Linked DNA regions of Homo sapiens: all the other regions are linked to region 3. The links are chromatin contacts, found by Hi-C or POLR2A ChIA-PET in ENCODE. All regions are on one chromosome and are shown on one strand. The core of a region is the stretch at or near the end of the contact, and the rest is flanking DNA. Distances in the headings are between cores, read along the strand shown.

Region 1 (3,611 bases), core at 701-3,200, 210 kb before region 3:
TGTTCCAAACCCCACTTGTCCAGACTCCAGAAGGGAGATGGGGAGGGCCAGAGAGAGTTTCAGGGGCTGTGAAACAGAAAGAGCGGGGTGGGATGGGGACTGGGACCACGAAAGCAGGAAGAAGATCAGAGGGCAGGGGATGCAGACCCTGGCACTGTTAACATGGACACACCACCCACCTCACCCCCAGGCATGAGGAGGGGCCCCCTTGGGCTTGCTGTTTTCCTTCCAACTGCTACCTCTCCCTCCTGGTCCTCCAGGCTCTGTGTCTAACCCTAATGTCCTCCCACCCTCGGTCAGCAGCTGTCTCTGCCTATCTCTCCTGCAGTGAAACCTGCCTGTCCATGTGTCTGCTTCCCTCACCCCACCTGACCCTGTCACTCAGGCCTCCAGGGTAGCAGCCCAGAATGGAGCCCAGGCCTGGCCACCAGCTAGGTGGGGCACTGGGGCTCACAGCCACTCAAGAACTGAAGCTGTAAGTTGACCAGATTAAAAAAACAGTCCACGTGTACAGCCTCTCCCCACTAGATGGGCCTTTTTAAAGGGGCTCCCACCAGCAGCCAGGTTAGGACTGGTAACTCAGCTAGCTGACATGGACACCTTGGGAAGTTACCCCCAGGGGTCCCTGGGGCTGGAGGACAGGCCACTCCAGGGAGTCCCCCTCTTCCTGTCAGCTGCTCTCCCCAGTTATCAAGGCCAGGGATACTGGCCCATCTGCTGAAGAGGCCCTGAGAGGGAGGCTTTCAGAGCCCCCAGAGAGCTGTGCCCGCCACCAGCCCCATCCCCATGAAAGGCCAAAATCCTAGGGACTCTGGCCTTACTGAGAGGGTGTCTTCCTTGGGGTCACAACCAAATTTGGCCATAGTAAACCCGACAGCTTCCTCTACACAGGGCCTCCACTCCCTCACCCATCCCAAGAGTCGCAGCCCCTGCTTCTCCCATTCCCCACCCCTCCATACCCCTCCCAGCCGGGCCCTACTGACTCAGCTCCAGCCTCCCGGGCTCCCACGTGCCTTCACAGCCTGCCTGTGGCAGGACAGTGCTCCCCTGTCCCTTCGGTCTCTAGGCCTCATGTCCCCAACTCCAGCCCCTTCCTTCACATGTTCGAGGAGTTAAGGACATCAGCTTCTGGTGGCTGAGTCCGCCAAGGAGACCCTCAGAGCCCCTAACTTGGGCTAAGTCCCTAGAGCGGTCCTCTCCCCCACCCTAAGGCAGAAGCTCCAGAGCCCTCCCGCTGGGATGCAGAGGTGGCTCAGCCTGCGAGCTTCCCGCTACAGTGCCTCCAGGGTCACCTGCTCCTTGCTCCGGAGACACAAGCAGTGACACTGTCCCAACGGATGAACAGACAGCCCAGCCCAGCCTCTGCCATGTCCCCATCCCCCACCCCCACCCCCAGGGCAGGGGCAACACCTGGGCCCACAAGGAAAAGAACGAAAGTCAACCTGTCGGCTACAGCGAGGACCCCCTACTTGGGGGGTAGAGTCCCCAAGTCCCACCCCCGCCCCTGACAAGAGCCATGCAAACGCCTCCCTTCCCCGCCTCGCGTCAGACCCGGCCGGCCGCCTGGCGACGTGTTCGGGTGCCAGGGCGCCAGCACAGTCCCGCGGCCGGGCCGTGGGCCATGACGCCCCCCACTAGAGGGGTGGGAGAGCGGGAGCGCCCTCCCGGCCCCTCCCGATCAGCCCTCCATTCAGCCCGAGCCAGCTCGCTTGCCCTCCCCCGCTAACTTTCCCCCACTCACCACCCCATGGACCAGAAACTCAAAAAGTTTGCTTTTCGTGGCTTTGCGCGCCCCTCCGGCAACTTCGTCCGCGGCCATCGGGGTGGGCTCAGCGGCTCCTCTCACTCTCTCTCTCTCTTCCTCTTTCTTTCCCTTTTCTGCCTTTTTTTTTCCTCCAACTCTCCCCTCTGAGTCCTGCTGGGCTCTCTCACACTTCTACTCGAGCGGAGTGGGGAGGGGGCCCCTTCAGGGCTGCCCTGACGGCCCACGGCCCACGCCGCCGCCGCCCGCCCGCCGCCGCCGCCGCCGCCGCGGCTGCCGCATTCCTGCACTGATAAGACAGAAATAGTCCGGCGGCCCGGGGTCTGCCTGTTGACTCGGCGGGGACGGGGCCGCCTGCCTTTCCAAGCCCGCTGTCCAAACAGCGCAGATAAGCGGCGAGGCGCGCCGACCAGCCCGGCCGCGGGCGCTGGGCAGCAGTGCTGCAGCCCGAAGCCGCCGAGGCCCGCGGGAGGCGGCGCGGGGAGGGGACGCCAGGGGAGGCGGCGGGGGGTCGCCGGCCACCGGCTCTCGCCACAAATAGTTTCTCCGTCAGGGAATTCGCCGGCCGCGCCAGGCAGGGAACAGTCAGTTCCAACTTTTCCCCCAGCGGCTCCTGCTGCATTTCTGAGGCCCTTTCCCCAGAGACCTGGCAGGCCGAGCAGGGAAACATTCGCTGGCAGGAACCGGGGGAGCCCGGCCCGCGAGGCCTCGCGCCTGCCCGGGGCCGGCGGCGGTGGGTGTGCCCGGGCGGCGGCGTGGCCCTGCGTCCACTGCTGTGTGTGCCCTTGTCTCACACGCCGTGTGTGTCCGCGCCCTTTTGTGGCGTGGCAGCTTATGTGCGTGCAGACAGACGCCCTGTATGTGTGCCTCCCTCCACGACAGCCTCCGTGCGCGCGCGCCTGCGTGTGTGGCAGGACATGGCCTGTGCCTTTCAGCTCTGTGAGAGGCTATTTCTGGGTATGTGAGTCTTTGTTTGCCGCTCTGTGAGAAAGTGAGGGCAATAGGGGAAGTATTTCAGAAAGAGGGACAGGGATTGTGCTCATGAGAACAGGAAGAGAATGAATGTGGGGAATGGCGCAGCGCCAGGGGGGTGCTCGGGTGGGTGCGTGGAGAGAACGAGGCAAGCTGGGCTTGGTTTCCTTGGGGTGGGGGTGGAGTGGGGTTAGGGGACCCAGAGGAGTTGGGGCAGCTGGGCTGGGTATAGTGGGTATATTGGGCCGGCCTCAAGACCCCAAAGAGAGGGGTCTTGAGGCTGGGGTGTGGCGTGGGGTGGCAAGGGAGCCCCAGAAGGGGCGTGTGGAAGGAGTTGGCAGTCCCTGGAGTGGAGGAGGGACCGGAAGGAGGAGGGGCAAATCCTGACATACCCAGGCAGGGAGTCCTGGGCCTACCCAGGTCCCCAAAGGCCACGCCCCTTTTTTCTCCTTCTTGGGGAGGAGCCGTGGGCTTTGGAACAAGGCCCTTGGGTCAAGTTTGGGGGTCTGCTGGGGCCTCACTGTGAGAATCCAGGTGAGGGCAGGACCATAGCCTAGTGCCTAGGGGAGTTTGTTGAAACACTTACTTGAAGTTGGGCCCTGAAGACTGAAGGGTACTGACCCTAAACCCTTCAGAATGCCTTTGCCCAGGGGGTCCTTTCTGCCTGCAGCCTGATTTCTGCTGGCCCTGGTTGTGCTCTTGGCTGTCACTGTTCATTTAGGTGCCCACTGTCAATCTGAAATGTCAGGGAGGACATCTGGTCCAGGTTGCTCCTCCACCACCCCTAGCTTGAAAGGGGACCTAGAGATCCCCTTGCTACCAAATCTCTCCCAGGGCTTTAGCCTAGACTACCCCCCACACACCCCCACACACAGAG
Region 2 (3,554 bases), core at 246-2,745, 150 kb before region 3:
CCCCTTGTGTAGGTGGGGAAACTGAGGCCCATAGCGAGGCAGACCCCTGAGACCCTGAGAGGCAAGACCATGTTGGTGTCACGTTAGAGTCCAGGGCTCTTTCTAGTCTTCCACAGGGTGTGTGTGAGTGTGAGAGTGTGAGTGAGTGTGTCAGTGTGTGGGGGCTATGTGTGTTTGTGAGTGTCTGACTGTTGGGGAGTGGTGTGTGAGTGCATGTGTGAGTATGGGTGTGTGTGGATATGAGTGTGTGAATGTGTGTGAGAGTTTGTGAATGTGTGTGGGTGAGTGTGTCTCTGTGTGTATGAATGTGTGGGGGTGGTGTGTGTGTGCGAGTGTGAGGAGTGATGTGAGTGCGTGTGTATATATGTGTGAATGTGTGTGTTTGTGTGAGTGTGGATGTGTGTGGGGTGTGAGTGTGAGGGAGTGGTGTGTGTGCGTGTGTGTGAATGTGTGAGTGTGGATGTCTGGGGGTGTGTGTGAGAGTGTGAGGGAGTGGAGTGTCAGTGCATGTGTGTGGGTGTGTGAATGTATGAGTGTGTGAAGGTGTGTGTGGCTGTGAGTGTGGGGGAGTAGTGTGACTGCATGTATATGGGTGTGTGGGTGTGTATAAATGAACGTATTTGTGAGTGTGGGTGTGGATATGTGTGAGTGTGGGTTGTGGGGATGTGTGTGTGTGAGTGTAGAGGAGTGTGGAGTGGTATGTCAGTGCATGTATGTGGGTGTATATGAGTGTGTGAAGGTATGTGTTACTGAGTTTGTGTGTGAGTGGGTGGGAGAGGTGTGAGTGAATGTGTATGGGTGTGTGTGGGTGTGTATGAGTGAATGCGTGTGTGTGAGGGTGGGTGTGAGTGATGTAGGGGAAGTGGTGTGTGAGCACGTGTATGGGTATGTGTGGGTGTGTATGAGTGAATGTGTATTTGTGAGTGTGTGTGGTGTAGGAGTGGTGTTTGAGTGCATGTGTATGGGTGTGTGTGGTTGTGTATGAGCATGTGTGAGTTCGTGTGTGTGGGAGTGAGTTTGGGATGTGTGGGGAGGGTGTGAGAGTGTGAGTGTGGGGGAGTTGTGTGGGGGAGTAGTGTGTGTGCATGTGTATGGGTGTTTGGTGGGTGTGTATGAGTGAGTGTATTTATGTGTGTGATGTGGGGGAGTGGTGTGTGAGTGCATGTGTATGGGTGTGTGGTTGTGTATGAGTGTGTGTGAGTTCGTGTGTGTGTGGGGTGTGTGTGTGAGAGTGTGTGTGAGTGTGGGGGAGTGGTGTATGTGTATGTGTATGGGTGTTTGGTGTGTGTGAGTGAATGTGTATTTGTGAGTGTGTGTGTGGTGTAGGGGGAGTAGTGTATGACTGCATGTGTATGAGTGTGTTTGGTTGTGTATGAGTTCATGTGCGTGAGTGTGGGTGTGTGCGTGACTGTGGGTATGAGTGTGTGTGTTTGTAAGTGTGAGTGTGGGTGTGAGATGGAAAGGGGGGCAGGGGTGGAGAGAGATGAGGCAGCCTGAGCCCCGGGACGCTCCCCACCCGTTGACCCAGGAGGCTGAGTCAGGCGCCAGTCCCCACTGCCCCGGCCGCCTCCCAGTTCTTGGCACAGGAAAGCTTGTGCTGGGAGCAGAGCCACAGAGGCTGTTCTTAGAAAATGGCATTGGTTGGGGACATGTAACCAAAGGCTGGAGAACTCGCTCCTTTTCAGCAGTTAGGAGAGGGGCTCTCAGATACTCTAACCCCAGCGCATCTTACCAAGGTCCTGACGGTCTCAGCAGCAGGCTGGGCCAGGGTCCCGACGAAAGCCTTAAAATAATTCATGGGTCAAAAGCATGAACTGAAAAAATGTTAATATTCTTCGTAGTCCGTTAAATTGTACCAGTTTATATCCTCACCAGCAAGGTATGAAGACATGTATTTCCCGGTTCCTCCACCCATGGCAGCCTTGGATATTATCAGATATTTAAACCTATCCCAGCTTAGGAGCAGGCAAATGATTTCTTGTGGTTCATTGTGTTTCTTTAATTACTGGAGGGGATAAACCTCTTTGTAAACGTTTGTGGGTCACTTTAATTTTTTGGTGAATTTCTGTGGTCGTTAATTCGTGTTGGGTTCCTCTTTTGTTTAGGAACTTCTTCACACTTCTTAGAGAGAGATACAGAGGGCTTTTAGAAATGGGTGCCTGGCCCATAGTGGGTGCTCAGTAGACGTCCGTCAAGTTAATGAATGACCATGGAGGATCTGGCTTGATGAGGGGTGCAGTGTACTATTCTCTCAAGGTTCTGGGCTTAGAGGGCCAATATGGTCAAATTTTATAGTGACAGGCCGGGCATGGTGGCCCACGCCTGTAATCCCAGAACTTTGGGAGGCCGAGGCGGGCTGATCATTTGAGGTCAGGAGTTCGAGACCAGCCTGGCCAACATGGTGAAAACCCGTCTCTACTAAAAATACAAGAATTAGTGGCGCATGCATGTAGTCCCAGCTACCTGGGAGGCTGACGCAGGAGAATCGCTTGAACCCTGGAGGCAGAGGTTGCAATGAGCCGAGATCGCGCCACTGCGCTCCAGCTTGGGGGCAGAGAGAAACTCCGTTTCAAAAACCAAAAAAAAAAAAAAAATTACAGTGACGATTCCAGGAAACACACCAAGAAGGAAGGGGTTGGCTTGCAGAACGTGGTGCTTTTAATTCTTGCTAGGCAGGTCTCCGGGGCTGTGATCTAACACAAATTCTGAGTCTCACCACCAGAGGGAGCCCTAGACTCAGGAAGATCCCGAGGCGGGTGGGGTACTGCTCAATTTTTAACAGCTGTGTCCTCAGAGTTTTCCATTTTGCACCTAAAAATTTTCCTCCAGGTTTAATGGCTGAAAAGCATGCAACTTCCAGCTTATTAAAAATATTAATATTTTGAAAATAAAACATGTGACTCTTGGCTGTGTGTTCAGTGATATGCAGGCATCGTATCACTCTGGCACCCACCATTTAAACATACGTAAATGAGTTCTTTAACCATTCTTTCCATCCACCTCCCTCATAAACTTTTATCCTAATATATGTTATGTGTGAAAGTCATATGGCTTATACCTCTCATACTTCTCAGCAATGAAAATATGTTTATACATTGAAATTGAAGGAAGCGGTACCTTTGTGATCAGGTCTGTAATTATGGAAACGTTACCTTCTGCTTACAGTTATCATCACCATTATGGATATTTGATTAAAACAGAATAAATATGTGACAAACTAATTAACAATTGTTAAACATAAAAAGTACGTTTTTATTGGAAATGCATCTCTCAATGAGGTGAATGAAGTTGTTTTTATTTCCTAGCTTACGTATCTCTGTGCTAGAGTAAGACGCATTATAAACATCGATTCTAGTTCTTCGTTTTCTTTATTATTATAGATGTTGATGGTGAGACTTTTTTTTTCTGAGACAGAGTCTCAAAGAAAAAAAAATCAATGCTTCCTGCACTTTTGCTAATTTCACTCCAGTTTGTCGTCCAGGCTGGAGTGCAGTGGTGCAATCTCAACTCATTGCAGCCTCTTCCTCCTGGGTTCAAGTGATTCTGTGCCTCGG
Region 3 (3,897 bases), core at 1,363-3,862:
AAGTTCCTCATTTCCACCTGAGACCTCATCATCCTGGACTTCACTGTCTATATTTCTATCAGCATTTTGGTCACAACCAGTTAACAAGTTTCTAAGAAGTTCCAAACTTTCCCCTTGTCTTCCTGTCTTCTTCTGAGCATCTTCAAACTCTTCTACCTCTTCCCATTACTTAGCTCCAAAGCCACTTCCACACCTTCAGGTATCTATCTTTATAGCAACACCCTACTCCTCAGTACCAATTTTGTGTATTAGTCAATTTGCGTTGCTGTAAAGGAATACCTGAGCCTGGGTAATTTACAAAGAAAAGAGGTTTATTTGGCTCACAGTTCGGAAGGCTGTACACGAAGCATAGTGTTGGCATTTGCTTCTGGTGAGGGCTTCAGGAAGCTTCCAATCATGGCAGAAGGTGAAGGGGAGCCAGCATATGTGGCGAGAGGGAGCAAGAGAGGTGGAATTGGGAGGGGAACCCCGACTCTTTTTAATAACCAGGTCTTGCATGAACTCAGAGCGAGAACTCACTCATTAACATGAGAACAGCATCAAACCATTCACAAGGAATCCACCTCCATGACCCAAACACTTCCTACCAGGCCCCACCTCTAACCTTGGGGATCACATTTCAGCATGTGATTCGGAGGGAACACACATCCAAACTATATCACTGGCGACTCTTGGCAGATCACAACTTTGAGCATCACTTTTCTCCTTTGTAGACATGAAAGTTCTGGCTAGCTGTCATTTGGGCTCCTTATCCTTTCTTGCCCCAGTTTGCCAGGGGCTCTCTTGGTCTTAAAATTGCAAGCCACAGCTGGGCGTGGTGGCTCACGCCTGTAATCCCAGCACCTTGGGAAGCCAAAGTCGGGGGATCACCTGAGGTCAGGAGTTCAAGACCAGCCTGGCCAACATGGTGAAACCCCGTCTCTACTAAAAATACAAAAAAATTAGCTGGGCGTGGTGGTGGGCACCTGTAATCCCAGCTACTCAGGAGGCTGAGGCAGGAGAATCGCTTGAACCCAGGAGGCAGAGGTTGCAGTGAGCTGAGATTACGCCATTGCACTCCAGCCCAGGCGACAAGAGCGAAACTCTGTCTCTCTCACACACACACAAAAACAAGAAACAACTGCAAGCCACACATTGAAGGAGCCCTCTGTTTTTGTTTGCCTCCTGGGGCTGCCATAACAAAGTAACCCAGACTGGGTGGCTTACAACAATAGCAACGTATTCTCTTGTTCTGGGGGCCGGAAGTCTGAAACCAAGGTGTTGGGGGGTTGGTTTCTTCTTGGAGGCTCAGAGGGGAATCTGCTCCAGGCCTCTCCTGGCTCCTGGAAGTGCTGGCAGTCCTTGGTATACCAGTCTCTGCCTCTCTGTGTCTACATTTTTTTTTCCTTTTTTTTTTTTGAGACAGAGTCTCACTCTGTTGCCTGGGCTGGAGTGCAGTGGTGCCATCTCGGCTCACTGCAAGCTCCACCTCCCGGGTTCACACCATTCTCCTGCCTCAGCCTCCCGAGTAGCTGGGACTACAGGCACCCGCCACCACGCCCGGCTAATTTTTTTGTATTTTTAGTAGAGACGGGGTTTCACCGTGTTAGCAAGGATGGTCTCGATCTCCTGACCTCATGATCCGCCCGCCTCGGCCTCCCAAAGTGCTGGGATTACAGGCGTGAGCCACCGTGCCCGGCCCCAAATTTATTTTTCTTATAAGGCAGGGATCCCAACCCCCAGGCCATGGACTGGTCTGGTCTGTGGCTTGTTAGGAACTGGGCCATACAGCAGGAGGTGAGCAGGGGGCGAGCAAGCATTACCAGCTGAGCTCTGCCTCCTGTCAGAGCAGCGGTGGCTTCAGATTCTCATGGGAGTACGAACCCTATTATGAACTGTGCGTGCGAGGGACCTAGGTTGCATGCTCCTGATGAGACTCTAACTAATGCCTCATGATCTAAGATGGAACAGTTTCATCCTGAAACCATCCCCTCAACTCCAGTCCGTGGAAAAATTGTCTTCCATGAAACTGGTCCCTGGTGCCAAAAAGGTTGGGGACCACTGTTCTAAGGACACCAGCCATTGGTTTAGGGTCTGCTCTAATCCAGTATGTGCTCACTTTAACTTTGTTCGTTGGTAATGACCCTATTTCCAAATAGAGTCACATTCACAGGTACTGGGAATGAAGACTTCAACATGCCTTTTGCCGGGAGGCAACTCAACCCACAGCCCCCCTCAGTCCAAGTCCCCAGGGGGTGGTGAGTGGCCTGGCCACCTCTGCGGTCCCACAGTCCTGTCACTCCGGCCCGTGCTCCCTCCTAATCTGGACAATAAGAGCCCTGTGCCATTATTGTCCAAGCCAGTGCTTCTCAAAATGCAGCCCCTGAGCTCGCAGCAGCAGCAGCAGCAGCGTCCCTGGAACTTGGAAGACATGCAGATGTCCTGCACCTGACGGGGCCTCTGCAATCAGGGACTGTGCGGGGGAAGCCAGCCTGTGTCAGCGAGCCATCCAGGTCACTCTGATACAAGCCAATATGTGGTAACTGCCGAGCCAGGCGGCTGCGCTGGCTTAGAGCTGTTACTGTCATTCTACAACTTTACAACAATGCCCCAGACACAGAAAAGGTTGCGCCTTGGAACGATTTCTGTTATGGGATAATAAAAATCCCGACGTCAGAGCTAAGGAATGTGACCTTCCGCTGCTCCAGTTGTAACTCCCTGCTGTCCTCCTGCTTGAGCCTTTTAGGGTAAAGTTCAGCACATATCACCCTCGTCAACCGCGCCCCGTAAGGCAGCCACAGAGTCCTGTGCTGATGTACTTGAATTCCTTGCTGATCTGATGATGATGGGAGCAGGAGGGGAGTGGAGGGATATACAGAACGCCAGGCGGCAGCCACGCGGTGCAGGCAGAGGCTCTCTCCTCGCAGGAGCCTGCCAGCTGGCTGTTGTGTTCTTGTAGGGAATAAATCAGGAGGCACAGCTCTGCCCGGGGCTTTCTTGGGCAGTAGGAGGAACTGGGTGAAAGGTCTTGGCTGCTGAGGCCACAATATTTCCCGAATCCTGTGCTATTTCTTGTGAAACTACGAATCCAAGACTGTTTCCTAGATTGTGGCAGATGTGGGACCCGGGGGGACCTTCAGAGTCATCTCCCAGGCGACTCTCTCCTTTGCAGATGAGGAGCTGAGGTCCCACCGCTCAGAAGCTGACTGGGCAGGTCAGCAGCCTCCCTGGCCAGGACACAATCTGCTGCGCTGCCACAGGGTCTGGCTGGGCAGGTGTGGGACTGAGCTCTGGGGACCAATAGTGACACCGCACAGGCAACCTTCAGCATGCTGGACATGAGAACGAGGGCGGGCCTGCAATCCTCGGATCACTGTGTTGGTAGTTCTTAGTAGATCATACTGTTCTTGATGCCTTGGGCCAGACTGGAATGAAATATTTTTTCTCGGATTTGGTAAACTCGTTTGCTGGGGTAAGTCGTGGTGTTCCGTATTGCTTTGGATGTGTAGCCCAGGAATAAGATGGCAGCACTGCAGGATTCCGGAGCCACCCACAGCACCGACTGCTGCTGGAGATACACAATCATGGGCACTCGTGAAGCTGCAGAAACTCACGGGGACCCTGACACCAGGTGAGAGCTCCAGCTGGCAGTCTGAGGTTAGCACACCCGTCCTCAGGACTGTGGCTTGGTGCTTCTATAGCACTTTGGAAACATCCAGGGTTTTCATACTTTTGGCTGTGACAACGATCCCTGGTGAAGGGAAGTTTTAAAATAAAAGAAGATCACAAAATATAAAGGAGTTGCCCAAAGGTTTTTATTAGCTGTAGAGGGGGCCAGGACCGGAATGTTCCAAGTCTTTGTCCCTGACTGGGGATGAAGCTCTGACTGGGGTTCCCTGTGGACAGGCTCATGGGCTA

Evidence for each region. Hi-C counts contacts between places; a loop is a spot of excess contacts on that map. ChIA-PET counts read pairs that join two places held with the same protein, here RNA polymerase II (POLR2A). Pooled maps may share reads with other maps.
Region 1: a loop to region 3 is called in a pooled map, with 2.9 times the contacts of the local background. The contact joins the promoter of SMARCD3 here to the enhancer-like site in region 3. A Hi-C loop is called at or near these places in 1 of 168 maps with a recorded cell type or tissue (sigmoid colon) and 11 of 50 pooled maps.
Region 2: a map of cardiac septum shows a loop between it and region 3 (3-fold over the local background). The contact joins two enhancer-like sites. A Hi-C loop is called at or near these places in 54 of 168 maps with a recorded cell type or tissue (A673, B cell, CD14-positive monocyte and 36 more), 37 of 37 single-sample maps with no recorded cell type and 48 of 50 pooled maps. POLR2A ChIA-PET finds 5 or more read pairs at or near these places in 12 of 52 experiments (AG04450, CD4-positive, alpha-beta T cell, CD8-positive, alpha-beta T cell and 8 more).

Annotation. Positions count from the first base shown.
Region 1 is chr7:151,246,744-151,250,354 of GRCh38, forward strand. It overlaps SMARCD3 (SWI/SNF related BAF chromatin remodeling complex subunit D3), which reads right to left and starts at 1,951. Exons shown (of 13, transcript NM_001003801.2): 1 at 1,742-1,951. The coding sequence starts at 1,819. RefSeq lists an enhancer at 1-192 and silencers at 180-474, 2,522-2,611.
Region 2 is chr7:151,312,521-151,316,074 of GRCh38, forward strand. No RefSeq gene overlaps it. Among named protein-coding and RNA genes, the nearest start is that of NUB1, 28 kb to the right of the region's middle. Within about 2 kb of position 1,496, at least 4 of the 41 ENCODE cell types and tissues checked have a DNase peak (open chromatin) inside an H3K27ac peak, as active enhancers do; they include heart right ventricle, spleen and tibial artery, where a contact is called at or near this core.
Region 3 is chr7:151,457,404-151,461,300 of GRCh38, forward strand. No RefSeq gene overlaps it. Among named protein-coding and RNA genes, the nearest start is that of CRYGN, 19 kb to the left of the region's middle. RefSeq lists enhancers at 1-420, 1,145-1,813, 3,151-3,818. Within about 2 kb of position 2,613, at least 30 of the 41 ENCODE cell types and tissues checked have a DNase peak (open chromatin) inside an H3K27ac peak, as active enhancers do; they include heart right ventricle, sigmoid colon, spleen and 1 more, where a contact is called at or near this core.